2 separate regions of the Homo sapiens genome follow, and region 1 is linked to region 2. A link is an interaction called in ENCODE POLR2A ChIA-PET data of the cell type or tissue named here. Cell type or tissue: B cell. All regions are shown on one strand. Links, peaks and the distances in the headings refer to the core of each region. The heading gives the core; the rest is flanking DNA.

Region 1 (2,842 bases), core at 1-2,500, 220 kb before region 2:
CAGGGACTGGGATGGAGGAAGCAGAAGGGAGGGATCATCTGTTTCTGTTAGAGGCATGGAACTGGCCCCAGGCCCTGGAATGGATCCAGGGAGGTCACAGGCCACCAACCCCATGGAGAAAGGCTGGGGTTACCATCTGGGGGAAATAGTTCCCATCCCACTTGTTCCAAGTCTGAGGTTTTGCACAGGATTACAAGGTCTTTTTCTGCCCCTTTTCATCCCCAGGTTTTCCAGGAGACTCAAAAGCTGAAGAAGCGAAGAAGAGCCTTAAAGGCTGCAGCAGCAGCCCAAAAACAAGCAAAGCGGAGGAACCCAGACAGCCCTGCCAAAGCCATACCAAAGACACTCAAAGACAGCCAATAAATTCTGTTCAATCATTTCTTTCTGTCTTGAAGAATGATAGGAGAGATGATGGGGCTCTTTTTGGCCTGAAGAGGAGAAGGAATTTATTCTTTCATTCAGCTCTGAGATCCCAGAGTTTTCTGAGGCAGAGTCCCTGCCTCACCCACCAGAGGATACACACTTATGACATGCCTCCCACACACTCATACAAACAAGTACCTGTCATCCAGGTGATGTGTGTCAGTGGAGGCAAGACAGAGCATGTGACAGCACAGTGGAAGTGTGGCCGGCTGGGTAGGAAGAACTGCTGTAGGAGCTGCCTTCTGGACTGGGTCCTAAAGGATGAGTAGGAATTCACTATATAGAGACAGGAAGGGAAGGCCTCCTGGGCAGAAGGGATTGCAAGTACAAAGGCAAGGAAGTCTAGAGAGGCATGCTGTATTCAGAGAACGGGGAGAATGAGAAATAAAGCTTGAAAGGTAAGCTGAAGCTGAAGTGTGAGAAGCTTTATATGCTAGGCTGAGAAGATTGTACACTGTCCACTAGGGAGTGGGGAGACAGTTCAAGTTTTAAAACTGAAGGAGTGATGGCAATTAACAGGTCTGTGTTTTAGATAGTTAAGCAACAGCTGTGTGGATGGTAGATGGGAGGAGGAGAGATCAGAGCAGTGTACTGGGGCTGGAGGATATCAGTGTTCACGTAGAGAATCTGATCAAAACTACAAGTCCTATCCCCAGGAAGCATATGCAAAAGCATTGCTTATAAATTCTAGGGAGTTATGGATCCCCGTTCCCCATAAAGCCCATCCATTTACACCAAGTTAAGTGCCAACACCTTGAAGCCTGAGCATGCTTGGTATGTTTGAAGAACCCAAGGAAGACAATGTGTCTAAAACAGAACAAAGAGAATAGTAAGAAGACAAGGTCAGAGGGGTAGGCAAATACCAGGTGATGTAGAGCTTTCTGGGTGTCTCAGCCTGCCATAACAAAATACCATAGATTAGGTGACTTCACAGGATTTTTATTTTGAGTTCGTTTTTTCACAGTTCTGGAGGCTGGGGATTCCAAGATCAGAGTACCAGCCAATTCAGTTTCAGGTGAGGACTCTTCCTAGCTTGGAAAAGCCACCTTCTCAATGTCATCACATGGCCTTTCCCTTGGTCCATGCAGTGGGGAGAGCTCACTCTTACAAGGCCACTAATCCCATCATGAGGGCCGTACTCACGACCTTATGTAACCCTAGTTAACTCTGAGAAGCCCCATCTCTAAATACTGTAACATTGGAGTTAGGGCTTCGACATATGAATTTGGTCGGGGACACATTCGGCCCATAACACTGGAGAAATACACTGGACTTCACTCTGGGAAGGGAAGCCACTGAGGAAAGCCAAAAAGGGAGAAAGGTGTGCTAAAGTGCTATCCAAAGAGCAGTTGGAAGTTTAGATCTAGGACTCAGTAGAGAGGTCTGGACTAGAGAGGTTTGCGAGTTGTTGGGTGATTGAGCCCATGGGCATAAGTGAAACTGCCCAGGGATGGAGTGTATAAGAAAAAAGGACCATGTCTGGATGGGAAGGATGATCCCTGAGAGCTTAGCCTAAGTCAGAAGGAGCAGCTGAGCTGGAGGAGAAGGTGAAGTAGGGGTAGAACAGAGCCTGGGTGTCTGCAGAAGCAGAAATGAGAGGCTCAGAACTGAAGATCCACTATTCAGATATCACTTCCAGGAATTGTAGGGAAGGCCTTTAATGGGCCAGGACTTCCAAGTGGCCACGGCTACTTAGAGGTAGTGTGTCAGAGGGCCAGGTACTAACAGTTAAGGGGGCTAGCCAAGGGGAAGGAAAGAAAAAGGAACACATTTTAATGGATCAGGCCCTACTGCAAAGGCATTTGTGTGTTTTTCGTTGGTTGGTTGGTTGGTTTGGCTGGTTGTTTTTTTAGAGACAGGATCTTGCTCTGTTGCCCCAACTGGAGTGCAGTAGCCTGATCATAATTCACTAACTTCAAATTCTTGGGCTCAAGCAATCCTCTTGCCTCTGCCTCCTAAGTAGCTAGGACTATAAGTGTAAGCCACTGCGCTTAGCTAATTTTTTTATTTTTTGTAGAGAGGGTCTCACTATGTTGCCCAGGTTACTCAAACTCTTGGCCTCAAGCAATCCTTGCCCTCCCAAATGCCTTGGTTTCCCAGAGTGCTGGGATTACAGGCGCGAGCAACTGCATCCGGTCAAAAGGCATTGTTTTAACTGCTTCCTTAGGCACATTATCTAATATTCACAGCCACCTTTACTCTGCACATTGGCTAATTATCCTCATTTTAGCCATGAGAGATGAGAGAGTCATGAGAGAACTGAGACTCAGAGAGGTTAGGTAACTTGTCCAAATTCATATAGCTGGGAAGAGAAAGGTCTAGGATTCAAAGCTGGCTCTGTCTTGACTCCAGAGCCTATGTCCTGTTCACTATACCACACTGCTTAGGGACCAAGAAAAAGGTCTGAGAAGCTAAGGGA
Region 2 (2,915 bases), core at 218-2,717:
CTGTAATCCCAGCACTTTGGGAGGGGGAAGTGGGAGGATCAGTTAAGCTCAGGGGAAGGGAGGGGAAGGAAGACTGGAGTGGGGAGAAGGAAGGAGGAAAAGGAAAGGGGGAAGAAGGAAGGGAAGAAAGGAAGAAAAAGGGCAATGTATACCAGCACTGTCTCTCTACTAGAACTTTCTGAGAATGAAATGTCCTATATCTATGTAGTTCTATATAGCTAGTATGACTGATGAACTAAATTTTTAGAGCTCAACATATACTTAATAGACACTGATCAAGGAGGAAATGGAGAGACATAAAGGTTTGGTTTTTGCGCCCAGTCTGTCATGAAGGTTTTTTTTTTTTTTTCTTTTGAGACTGAGTCTCGCTGTGTCACCCAGGCTGGAGTGCAGGGGCGCGATCTCGGCTCACTGCAACCTCTGCCTCCCAAGTAGCTGGGACTACAGGCACCTGCCACAATGCCCAGCTAATTTTTTTTTTTTATTTTTAGTAGAGACGGGGTTTCACTATGTTGGCCAGGCTGGTCTTGAACTCCTGACCTCACAATCTGCCCACCTCGGCCTCCCAAAGTCCTGGGATTACAGGTGGGAGCAACCACGCCCAGTCCGACATAAAGGTTTTTAAACCAAACAAAAGCATTAATCCTGGACTTTTTTGAAACTCACTGTATTATGTCAATAAACATGACTTTCCTGTCTCCATCTCTTTTCTACCTAGCATTCCACTATATGAATGTACCATAAGCAGTCCCATGGTGGCATATATTTAGGTTGCTATCAGTTTTTCACTTACATAAATAATACTGTAATGATTATTCTTATCTTTAAGGACCTGTCCAATAGGAAATCCTTAAGGTGTGTTCCTTGAAGTACATAGTGTTGTCCTCTAGAAAAGTCTACAGCAATTTATACTGCTACCAGCAGTGTTTGAGAATTTCCCCAAACCTTCACCAACAATAATCATCATATTTTTTTGTCACGGTGGAAATCTCAGGAAGAAAATGGTATCTCAATTTCATCTGTATCTCTCTGGTTTTCATATGAGACTTGTCAGTATTAATAATCTAATTTTCAAAATGGTCAACCAATTTTTCTAGAACCATTTACTGAATAATTACACCATCCTTCACTATCTTAAAATATTGCCTTTTTGGTATCCTTTGTTCTTTCCAACTGCTGTGGGGTTGAGGGTTCTGAGTGTTTCTCATTGTCTTTTCAGACTTAACTTCTTATGACTACTTTCCTTTTCCAAATAGTTACCAAACAATCTATCTTCTTGTTTCCATATACAATAATATTATTATCTATGGTGTCAAAATCTTCACAGAAAAAAGAAAATTATAATGATATTCATGTGCTGAATACCTACCACGTGCCTGTCATTGGGTTAATCATCTAACCATCACAATAACCCCCCCTGCAGCTAGACAGAGATTTCTACCTCCATTTAAAATTGAACAGGCTGGTCATAGTGCCTCACGCCTGTAATCCCAGAACTTTGGGAGGCCAAGGCGGGTGGATCACCTGAGGTCAGGAGTTCGAAACCTGCCTGGCCAACATGGCGAAACCCCGAATCTACTAAAAATACAAAAATTAGCCAGGCGCGGTAGTGGATGCCTGTAATCCCAGCTACTCCGGAGGCTGAGGCAGGAGAATTGCTTGAACCGGGAGGCAGAGGTTGCAGTAAGCCAAGATCGTGCCACTGCACGCCAACCTAGGCGACAGAGCGAGACTCTATCTCAAAAAAAAAAAAAAAAAAAAAAAAAGACTGAAACAGAAATAAAGGAAGAGAAGAGGCAAGCTAGGTTCTACACAATGAATAAGACAAAGCATTCACCATTAACCCAAGAATTAATGTCACCTTCTAAATTTCCAAGGAAAAGATGAATTATCAGAACAGGCTTTTACAATTTAAGTTCTTCTGAAGCAAGATGCTAAATATTAAGCTTTCATAATAAACAAACCCAAGAAGTGCATCCCTATTTCTCCTCCACGGTTCCTCTTTATCTTTACTATTCAGAAATACCTTCATCTAGTACCAAAGGAAAAAATATATATACATACGACATACCATAACAGTAAAAATCTCTTCTATATATCCAAACACTGGCCTGAAGAATGACATTATGAGAAACTTTTACTTTCTACATTTCCTATTTCTGTAATGTCTGAATTTTTTCAACCACCATCTGTCTGTGAGCAGGGGGGAAGAAATGAAGACACCTCCCTGCCCCACCAGGGCTTTCACAAAATGTGTGCTCTGCTTGAATAAACCCTGGGGTAGGGTAGAAGGGTATTAGGGGACTTATCAGTTTTATCTTTTTAAAAATAAAATGTTGGCCGGGTGTGGTGGCTCACATCTGTAATCTCAGGACTTTGGGAAGCTGAGGAAGGAGTTCGAGACCAGCCTGGGCAACATGGTGAAACCCTGTCTCTATAAAACTACAAAAATTAGCCAGGCATGGTGGTGGGCACCTATAGTCCTAGCTACTCAGGAGGCTGAGGTGGGAGGACTCCCTGGGCCCAAGAGGTCCAGGCTGAGGTTAGCCGTGATCACGCCACCATACTCCAGCCTGGGTGACAAAACAAGACCCTATCTCAAAATAAAAAGAAAAAGAAAAAATGAAATGTTAAGCAGAGCCTCAAAGTATAAAATATAAATGCACAACTGTTCTGATTGAAGGAGGAGGACAACTCAGAAAACTATCATTATCACAACCTACTTACTATAGTTACCTGCAGTTCTGCAGAATAGCCTTGATAGAATGGGTTTTGAATACAAATTTTTATTTTATTTTTTATTTTTTTGAGACAGGGTCTCACTTTGTCACCCAGGCTAGAGTGCAGTGGTGCAATCTTGGCTCACCACAGCCTCAACCTCCTGGGTTCAAGCAATCCTCCTGCCTCAGCCCCCT

Evidence for each region. ChIA-PET counts read pairs that join two places held together with the same protein. Peaks named below come from ENCODE experiments on the same cell type or tissue, not always from the same donor. Only the 100,000 strongest peaks of a DNase experiment are listed, where the experiment ranks them.
Region 1: POLR2A ChIA-PET joins it to region 2 with 11 read pairs; 9 of 35 experiments call an interaction of 5 or more read pairs at or near these places.

The regions. Positions count from the first base shown.
Region 1 is chr1:36,453,309-36,456,150 of GRCh38, reverse strand. MRPS15 (mitochondrial ribosomal protein S15) reads left to right here. Exons shown (of 8, transcript NM_031280.4): 8 at 226-433. The coding sequence ends at 363. Among named protein-coding and RNA genes, the nearest start is that of OSCP1, 4.3 kb to the right of the region's middle. In B cell, for the core only: no CTCF peak of the experiment used is centred there; no DNase peak of the experiment used is centred there.
Region 2 is chr1:36,233,659-36,236,573 of GRCh38, reverse strand. The region is part of intron 1 of THRAP3 (thyroid hormone receptor associated protein 3); the gene reads right to left. Among named protein-coding and RNA genes, the nearest start is that of THRAP3, 11 kb to the right of the region's middle. In B cell, for the core only: no CTCF peak of the experiment used is centred there; no DNase peak of the experiment used is centred there; H3K4me3 peaks cover 1,301 bases; H3K27ac peaks cover 2,500 bases.